Linked DNA regions of Homo sapiens: region 1 is linked to region 2. The links are chromatin loops, found by intact Hi-C in ENCODE. Cell type or tissue: GM12878. All regions are shown on one strand. Region 1 has its middle 24 kb from the start of MIR3164. Region 2 holds the start of LOC105369366 (a long non-coding RNA gene).

Evidence for each region. A loop is a pair of places that touch in the nucleus more often than their neighbours do. Peaks named below come from ENCODE experiments on the same cell type or tissue, not always from the same donor. Only the 100,000 strongest peaks of a DNase experiment are listed, where the experiment ranks them.
Region 1: it touches region 2 in a loop (3.0-fold over the local background); 2 of 110 quality-filtered maps call a loop at or near these places.

The regions. Positions count from the first base shown.
Region 1 is chr11:69,104,773-69,109,772 of GRCh38, reverse strand. No RefSeq gene overlaps it. Among named protein-coding and RNA genes, the nearest start is that of MIR3164, 24 kb to the right of the region's middle. In GM12878, no CTCF peak of the experiment used is centred here; no DNase peak of the experiment used is centred here.
Region 2 is chr11:69,164,765-69,169,764 of GRCh38, reverse strand. LOC338694 (a long non-coding RNA gene) reads left to right here. Exons shown (of 3, transcript NR_104161.1): 2 at 1,326-1,436. It overlaps LOC105369366 (a long non-coding RNA gene), which reads right to left and starts at 2,964. Exons shown (of 3, transcript XR_950256.3): 1 at 2,857-2,964. RefSeq lists an enhancer at 2,890-3,184. In GM12878, no CTCF peak of the experiment used is centred here; a DNase peak (open chromatin) is centred at 3,034; H3K4me3 peaks cover 1,243 bases; H3K27ac peaks cover 1,731 bases.

The sequences.
Region 1 (5,000 bases), 60 kb after region 2:
TAAAGGCAGAGCATGGCAAACGGTGGTGCTGCCCTGTCTTGATCTTGGTCAACACCTCAGCTATCTCCCACCTCAGAGTGAGCAAGAAAATGGCCACATCTCCCAGCTCTTGATCTAAAGAGTTTGCAGTGCCTGATTAAAGTGATCAGTTGTCTCCCTTGCAGACTCAAAAATGCCTGGAGCCACCCCTGCAGATCCTCACTTCTCACTTCTCCACTGCACAGCTCAAAGGCCATGGACATCCCAGCCATCAGGACTCAGGGCGAGCCTTAACAGAGTACATTGGATCTCATCCTTCCTCCACTCAAACCGCCAGGAGCTCCTCTGCTCCACACAAGGCCCCTTCAGGGAACCTCGAGGAGCTCAGCATGCCCCACCTCAGGGCCTTGGCATGTGCTGCTCTGTCCTGAGGTCTCCACTGGGATCCCTGCCTCCCTTTCCTTGGATGTGTGTTCCTTCATCAGCCAGGCCTGCCCTGGCCCAGGCTAAATCTCCACTGGAGCTCACCACTGCCTGATGCACCAGACACTTGGTCTGCTTCTCCTGGCCACTCTGACTAGAAGAGCCCACCAAGGCAGGCACTTGGGTCTGTCTTGTTCACAGCCATATCCCCAGCCCCTGGCACCCAGCAGCATTCAATAAATGGTAATTGAATGGATAAATGAATGAATGAGGAGGTACCTGTTCATTCATTTAATGCTAATACTAATACTGATTAACAATAATAATAGCAGGAGCCGGCTCTTCACAGATGCTGGGATTCAAAGGTAAACCAGACATAGTTCGCATTTTCAATAGTCAACAAATGTGTAATTAGCCAATAAATAAGTTAATAAGTGATCAATAAATGCATGATCATAGACTGTGGTGGGGCTCCCAAAGGGGCAGGGGCAGGTGCTTGGATGGGCACCAAGGAGCTCCTCCCCCAGGGAGTGGGTCTGAGACCTGAAAGGCGTGTGAGAATGAGAAAAGCGTGTCGGCAGAACAAATGTGTACAAGTCTCCTGCAGCTGCTGTAACAAACCATCCCAAACTGGGTGGCTCAGAACAACACAGACTTATTTTCTCAGTTCTGGGGACCCGAAGCCCAAGACCCAGGTGTCAGCAAGGCCGCCCTCCCTCTGAAAGTGCTAGAGGAGGGTCCTTCCTGACACTTCCAGCTCCTGGGGGCTCCAGGTGTTCCTTGACTGTGGCCACATCACTCCAGTCTCTGCCTCTGTCTTCGTGCATCCTCCTCCTCCTCTCCGTGTCTTCACCTCTTCTCTCATGAGACACCTGGCATTGGATTTTGAGCCCACACAGATAATCCAGGATGATCTCATCCCTTACCTTAATTTCACCTGCAAAGACCCTTCTTTCCAAAAAGGTCACACCCACAGGTTCTAGGTTAGGATTTGGACATACGTTAAGGGGGTCATCATTCAGCCCAATCCAAACATCCTGGACAAAGGCCCTGAGGCTGGGAGGTGTAGTGCTGGCCAGTGACATGGCAGGGGTGGCAGGCTCACAGTGGGCAGGGGCTCGTGCACGCAGGCTGGGGACCAGGGTGGAGGGCTGTGGACGGCCATGGCTGAGTTTCACAACGGGGAGGGACATGATCCAATAGCTGCTGCGGGTGCAAAGACAGAGCAGAGAAGTCAGCAGTGGAGAAACAGGTGGACCATCAGGGACCACTATAGTCCTCCAGGTGTGTTGGATGGCGGGGCTGGGACAGGGGAGAGGGAATGAGGAGAGGCAGACCAAAAATGTGCTTGGAGGTTCAAATGGACTTTGTTGATGACTGCAATGGGGTGGGGTGGGAGCATCAACACCGAGCCCAGGACACGGGCATGAGCAGGTGGGTCACAGAGGCTTCTCCCAAGATGAGGAGGAGGGTGTGACCAGGTGTGATACTCTGGACAATCCTGAGGTGTGATACTCTGGACAACCCTGGGGTGTGGGGGCCCCATCTCACAGAGCTGGGATAAGAGGAGGCTGAAGCAACATTCAGGTGGGGCTGTGCCTGCATTCACTGTGGCATCCAAGGCAGTATGGTAGTCAGCAAACCCTGGTGCTCAGCAAACCCAGGTGCTTAGCAAACCCCACTGCTGAGAAAATCCTGGTGCTCAGCAAAACCCAGGTGCTTAGCAAACCCCACTGCTTAGAAAATCCTGGTGCTCAGCAAACCCTGGTGCTCAGCAAACCCCAGTGCTCAGCAAACCCTGGTGCTTAGCAAAACCCAGGTGCTTAGCAAACCCCACTGCTCAGAAAATCCTGGTGCTCAGCAAACCCTCACAGCATAGTCCCTGGATGGCAGAGCCTTTCTCAGTGTTTCTGGCATGAATACTGCATTCCAGGCCATGGGGTTTGCACTGTGAGAGACCCGTGGACCTGCCCCAGGTAAGCTCTTAGTGCAGCAGCCACTGGTCCTCTCCCAGCAGCACGGGCTGGGCCACTCCTGCCATGCCAGGTTTCAGCCTCCCCAACACCAGGGGACCTGATGCTAAGTTCTCCACAGGCCCTTCCCACTTTAAAGTTCTCCAGCTCCCAAAAAATCAGGGACTTTCCAATTTAGAAAATACCCTCACTGGATGGCCCTACCCATCCAGCCATTAGCTTCTCAAGCAGGCCAGGCAGTCCCTGGGCTGCCCACCTCTCCGCAGGCATCAGCCCCAGCACCACCTCTTGGATATGGAGCAGACACAGCATTGCCCACTGCCCTGGGCCCTCCTTACTCCTTCTCTGTCTGGACCAGTTCTTCCTCTTCCCTCCCCACATCCTGTTGCAACCATTCATGCTCAGGGATCCTCCTCTCCCCAGAAGCTGTGGCCTCTGAAAACCCCAAACTCTGCCATTTGCTGTCCCACCTGCCTTTCTGTGGCTGGGCCCCCACACAGCCAGATACAGATGCTGTCCCCTGCCCTGGTCACTCAGCAGGTGAGGGCTGGGCCCTGGGAGCCTGGCCTCTGGGTAGCCCTGAGTGGGAAGATGGTGGAGGGAGGCCTGTCCCCACTGGAGCAGTTCACCAAGGACAGGAGGCTGGGACAAGCTCCCTCCGTCCCCTGCCCACGGGCTCAGAGAATCACCCAGAGGCACCTTCCCACAGCGCCTCACTGGGCAGCCGGGCCTGGGAGCCAGGGCCAGCAGGCCTCAGGGGACCTGGAAAGTTTGGTTTTGCTTTGTGGATCTGGACAAACTGGAAATGTAAAGGGCTGCACTGGACGTACCCAGCTGGGCAAACTGGAAGTGCTTCAAAGAGCTGGGGGCAGGGCCGGGCGGCCGGTTCACACGGCTACGGCCAAGCTCAGCCCATCACTCAGGCCACCTGCCGGAGCCCATGCACCACCTCGCTGCTGCCCCTCCCCACTGCCAGTGGTCATGGACCCTGCCCACAGAGCCCCTCGGCAGCAGGGAGCTCCGGGCCAGCCAAGCGCAGGCCTCCTCCTCCATGATATTAATCAATCACATCCTGATAGTGATCAATGGAGGGCCCCTGGCAGCAATGGGCTGGCCAGCCTCCAGGCTCACCGTCCAGAGGCAGGAACGCCGAGGATGGCAAATGTGATCTTTGGCAAGGGACAGCACATTGTCTTACCGCTGTGGGAAAATGCTTAATGCGCAAACATTTCCTTAAAACGAGCTGACAAGGAAACGTTCAAGATGGCCTTATTAAAGATAATCATCCTGGCTGAACAGGACAAAAATAGATTAAGTCCCTTCTGAACTCTGAGAGCAGGATACGTGGCCCAGCAGAGCATCACTAAACCAAGGCGGGTGGCAGCGGGGAAAGACTCCACGGCTTTCCCTTGGGTTTCACCACTTGGAGAAGCTTCCCAGTCGGCTGGCGTGGAAGCCCAGCTCCTCACCCCACCCCAAGCACAGGGCAGGCGCTGAGCCCCGGGCTGGCAGAGGTAGGGAGTGGGCTGCAGGCACGGGGCGGGGAGGGGGCCTCCGGAGCTGCACACAGGAATGTCAGGGCCTGGCTTAATTTCTAAACCTGCCATATGGCCCTGCGTCCTGGGACCCAGGCTGGTGGCCAAGGAGGAGCCCTGGGGCTCGGTCCACAGCCCTCCAGGCCGGCTGCACAAAGCCATTTTTCAAAGGTGTTTCCCAACAGTCTCTCTCAAAGGAACTGCCCTTTGAGAAGCTGTCTTGGGCTCGAGCCAGGCAGGGCTGTCTGGGGGCTCTTGGCAAACGTGCCAGCCGTCCCCAGATCAAAAGTGCCTTTCTTGGTTTGCTCACTGCCTCTCTGTGCCAGGTGAATGAGCTGTGGGGGCACCCCGGGCCGGGCAAGGCCAGAGTTGTCTTACCCAGACTCAAAGATGGGGGTGGGGGCTGACCACAGGTGCGGTGTGCCCCACCAATCCATGGAAACCCCAACCCACGGGGCAATGGCTCACGTTACAAAAGATCCATGGAGGGGCCCCTTCAAACCGAAGCTCCCCAAGGACGTGGCACTGTTGCTCAGGGATCATTCGCCATGTGACACAGAGAGGCCCAGACCAAGGAAATGTAAGGCCAGAGGGCTCACAGGCCCTGCCAGCTGACGTGGCCTCAGTCTAGACAGAGAGACAGGCAAAGTGGGCACGACGGGGGTCTGTGAAACCAACCCAACCTTCATTCACCCACCACGGGACCCTCCCTTCTGGGCAGAGACAGGTGCTTTCGACCCAGCAGGTGGGCGCTGACAGCTCCACTGCCACACAAGCCCCTGGCATCTTCTCGCTGCAGACACACTTGGTGGCAAGTGCTTGCGTGTGGACGCTGCGTGGCCCGATGTCCCATCGGTCAGTGTCCAAGAGGAAGGCTCTGGGATGCCGCTTACTCAGAGAGCCCTGCACGCACCACTCCCAGCTTCACCTGTGCTGCCAGGCTGGGACCAAGTCCACCTTGGAGATGTGGCTGGCAACTGTCATCGCTACCAGGTCCATCTCGCCGCCACTCACTCCCCACCGCCCTCCAATAATGCCAACAAAACTCACAGTGGAGCCAGGGTCTCGGGGGAAAGAAGAAAGATCTGCA
Region 2 (5,000 bases):
GAGGTGGGGCAGCCTGTGTCTGTCTTATGAGTGAGGAGGTTAGAGGTAGGTTTCCCAGAAGGGTGCATGGGTCAGGGACTAGATGAAGCTGTGTAACAAAAGAGGCTCAGAACAGATAATAGCTTCATTCTCCTCCATCTGCTGCCTGCATCACCTGCAATCCATGGACTCTCCCTTTGCCATCCTTAACAATGGAGACAATAACTCCTCCCTACAGGAAAAGCAGAATCTTAGCCACGCTTAGCCACCCCTAACAGGGCAGCACAGGGGCTCACTGATGCCCTTTCTCCTCTTTCTGCCCTGGGGACGGCTCCAGCCAGCTTCCCACCTCCGGAGTTCAAAGGAGAGATGCAGACACCAGTCACTGCCTTCCAGCAAGACCCATGTCCCATGCAATCCCAGCCGAGCTTGGCCAAGCCCTCTCTCACCCCACCACATTCCCGGCTCACAAAGCTCTGGGCTAGCACTCCACAACTCCGTAACTGGCACCCCAGTCTCTATGAGTACAGTGGTCCTCCCTTATCCACAGGGAACACATTCCAAGACCCCCAGGGGAAGCCAGAAGGCATGAATAGTATCATATACACTTTTTATGTACATACATACCTATATACATGTCTCCTGTACATGCATACCATGATAAAGTTTTATCTAAAAAATAGACACCAAATGAGATTAACAATAACCAATAATAAAATAGAACAATTGTAACAATATGTCAACATCACTACTTTTTTTGGGGGGGGGTGGTAAGGGGACGGAGTCTCCCTCTGTCACCCGGGCTGTAGTGCAGTGGTGTTATCTCAGCTCACTGCCACCTCCACCTCCTGGGTTCAAGCAATTCTCCTGCCTCAGCCTCCCAAGTAGCTGGGACTACAGGTGCCCACCGCCTCGCCCAGCTAATTTTTGTATTTTTAGTAGAGACGGGGTCTTGCTGTGTTGGCCAGGCTGGTCTCAAACTCCTGGCCTCAAGTGATCTGCCTGCCACGGCCTCCCAAAGTGCTGGGATTACAGGCGTGAGCCACCGCGCCCGACCTCAGCATCACTACTCTTGTGCTTTGGGGCCATTATTAAGTAAAAGAGGAGGAGGGTACCTTAAACACAAGCCCTGCAGTATGGAGCAAATGGATCCCACACTGAGAGGGCTCCCAAGTAACTTGCAGGCAGGTAGCATCAAGGCGTGGAGGTGCTGGACAAAGGGATCACTCACACTTCAAGGGGGATTGAGCAAGATGGAATGGGATTTCATCACACGACTCAGAATGGCATGCCACTTAAAACTGAGGAATTATTTATTTCTGAAATTTTCCATTTCATACTTTCAGACTGGGCTCAGCACATGTGCCCAGGCCACCCAGGTAGAGGTGGAGGGCATGGGATTCAAGCCCAGGCCATCGTTGGCTCTGAACATATACCTGAAACAACCTCCCTACCAGGTGAGTCTGTGCAGAATCCCTTCTCCCTCTCTACCCTCTCCCTCCCTCCCGGCCCCTCCAGCACCACACCCAAGACCCTCAGTGGGTGCCTGAAGCCCACTGTTGGGCTCTGTTTTCTCTAAGGACTTCCCCATACCCCCATCAAGCATCCGGGCCCCATTCTGTGCCCTGAGCACTTGGCATCTCCAGAACCCCTCTGCCCTGCTGCTCCAGGACCCAGAACTGCTCTCTCTCTCCCCATCTCCGACCCCACTTCTGGTAACAAGCATGTAATTCCCCCTCTTTTGCTCACACTCCACACACACACATCGCTGGATCCCTGGTGACTATCCCTGGGCTGTCCCCTGAACCAGGGGCTGGGGGCCTACATTTTGCCCCGGCAACTCTCTCAGATTCCCGCTTCCTCTCACATAACTGTTACAGTCCCAGCTACCCAAGCCTCTGCCCAGCTTCGTCCCACCCCATCAATCAGTCACCTACATCACTCCCAGGAGCCATTCTCAGGAGCAGGTCCAGGAGCAGCACTCCCTTACTTAAACACCCTTGATAGCCCCCTCCTGCCTGTACACCAAAATCCAAACTCCTAAACAACCCTCAAAACCCTCACAATTTGGACCCAACCTGCCTTGCCATCGTACGTCTCTTCATCCCCTCCTCTATGCACTAGCATCTGAACCAGAGGGTCTCAAATTTTGCAGGGTATGGGAATCAGGCAGGGGAATTATTAGTCATATTCCTGGGCCCTGCTCTTGGAGTCCAGCTGGTCTTCGGGCCTGGGAATCTGCACGTGTCACCAGCTCCCCAGGTGGTCTGGGGAGACCTACAGAGGATCATATCCTGAGCTTGCCGGGAGCTCTGTAGCCTCCAGGCCTTTGCTCACACCGTTCCTTCTGCCTGGAATGCTGTTCCCTTCCTACCAGCCTAGCAGAGTCCCCCCAGTCCTACCTCTAGGGACACCTGCTCCAGAAAGCCTCCCACAGACCCCAAGAGAGAGCAGCGCTCCTTCCCTTGTGTGTGTTCCAGGGCACTCTGCCCTCTCTTACAGCCTAAGACTGTCTGCCCAATGTGGGTGCTATTTACATGCCATCGGTCTGTTTGTCTGTTTGTTTGTTTGTCGAGACAGGGTCTCACTCTGTCACCCAAGGTGGAGTGCAGTGGTGCAATCTCAGCTCACTACAGCCTTGACCTCCCAGGCTCAAGCAATCCTCCCACCTCAGCTTCCCCAGTAGCTGGGACCACAGGCATGTGCCACCACGCTGGTTAATTTTTTTGTATTCTTAGTAGAGACAGGGTTTCACCATGTTGCCCAGGGTGGCCCCAAACTCCTGGCCTCAAGTGATCCTCCCACCTCAGCCTCCCAAAGTGCTGGGATTGCAGGTGTCAGCCCCCGCTCCTGGTCTACGTGCCATCTTTTACTCACTCATCTGGGAGCCGTTGGAGGCAGGGGACACTCCACCCAATCCCCGAGGCCGGGGCTTGTAAGTGGGGGCAGGTGCGCTCTGAGGCTCCAGACCTTGTCAGGGTCCCTGCCGCCAGCACACTGCTGGGGATCCCCCTGCAGGCACATCGGGCTTAAAAAGGAAATACACTATTTCATGACTTCACTTCTTTTATTTTTAGAACAAGTGACTCATCTCCACCACAGGGGCTCTGTGAGCTGCTCCCGGACAGGCTTACAGAGGCCAAGCAGGGAGTGAGAGGCTCGAGAGGGCTGCAGCTGCCCCTGCCCACACTCTGAGGCCCATGAGTGGCTGAGATGCAAGGCAGTCGGTCGTTCCCACTGACCTGCCCCTCCAAAATAGCAAGTCTGGAGAAGCCGGGCACCTGCAGAAGAGGTGGCTGCGGCAGAGGGTGCATCCATCTCGTCCCGCCTAGGAGGGGAGAGGTGGATGAGATCAGAGAGTTGTTTCTCAGGGTCTCACCTCACCATCTTTTCCTCCACATGCAGACCGGCCATGGCCATGGCCACAGCCACGGGCTGCCCAGGTGTGTTGCACCTGCCTGGCTGCATCCTTTCTCACATACCTGCCTCCACAGAGGAAAAGCTGGGAGCAGTCTGGGGACCCAGAAGAGCCACCCCTTTCCCGGGGCTGTGGCCCCGTTGGTGGGGGAATGGGGAGGAGGAATTCCTAGTGATGAGATCCGTGCCCAGGACCGAGGGCCCACAGCTCACCTTTGCCTGGCCTCAGTCCACCTCACCCCTTGGTGTGATAGCTCACTCCTGTAATCCCAGCACTTTGGGAGGCCAAGGCAGGTGTATTGTTTAGCCCAGAAGTTCAAGACCAGCCTGGACAACATTGCAAGACCCTATCTCTACCAAAAAAAACAATTGGCCAGGCACAGTGGTGCACATCTATAGTCTCAGCTACTTGGGAGGCTGAGACAGGAGGATCATTTGAGCCTGGGAGGCAGAGGTTGCAGTAAGCCATGATTGTACCACTGCACTCAGCCTGGGCAACAGAGCAAGACCCTGTCTCAAAACGTAAGGGAACAACAGCTCCCTAAGCTTACTACTACTACCCTTAACTACTCATTTCTTAGAGCCTTGCTCACTATACTTTCCAATCTGTGTAACCCACTTGTTTCTTCATTTTTAAAAAATGCATGCTCATTACAGGAAAACTAGAAAATCCACAAAAAATTCATATGGGGCAATAAGGATAGGGTATGCGCAACATGCTATTAATTATGGGAGAAAATGAGGTTGGTGGGAGAAGACATTTGCATTTGCCTGGAAGCACACGGGATATCTCTGGATGAGACACAAGAAACAGGCAGCTCGGGCTGCATTGATGGAGGGAGATGAGATGACTTGGGGTAGGCAGAATCCTTGCTCATGGTATATCCTTCTGCAGTTTTCAAGGAAGAGGAGGAGAAAGAGAAGGAGAAACAGAGAACGAAGATGCAGAAATTAGGAAACAGTCCCCAGGACCACCCTCACTTCTGACAGCAATTGGAAGTTCAGGGGTCCTCAAGTTCATCATCCTCCATTTCAACAACCCACTGAAAGTTGTAATGGTTACAGTTATGGTTTATTACAGTGAAAGGATTAAAATCAGCCAAGGGAAGGCATGCATGGGGCAGAGTGCAAGGAAGTTCCAATCTCCTTCTCCCAGTGGAGTTATGGACCGCATGAATTCCTCCCAGCAATGGTGCGTGATGAGATGCGTCGAGTATTGCCAAGCAGATGTCCCCGGAGCCTTGGTGTCCAGAGTTTTTACTGGGGCTTGATCACGATCACGTGGGCATGATGCACTGATGCCCAAGTGACTGACCTTTAGTTTTCTGCCCCTCCAGAGGTCAAAAGGAGACCACGTGACCCAAATGTCCCCTCATGACAGGCAAACAAAGATGCTCTTCTCAAGCAGGACATCCCGAGGGCCTGGAGATCCCCTCCCAGGAACCAAGGACAAAGACTAGACTTCTCTTTGGGTCAGATTCTTTACTACACTTTACTACATCCTGTCCTATAAACAGGATGACCAGCCATCCCAATGTGGCCACGACCCTCCCCATTTTAGTGTTGAAAGTCCCATGGCCCAGGGAACCCCTCCACCCCAAGTA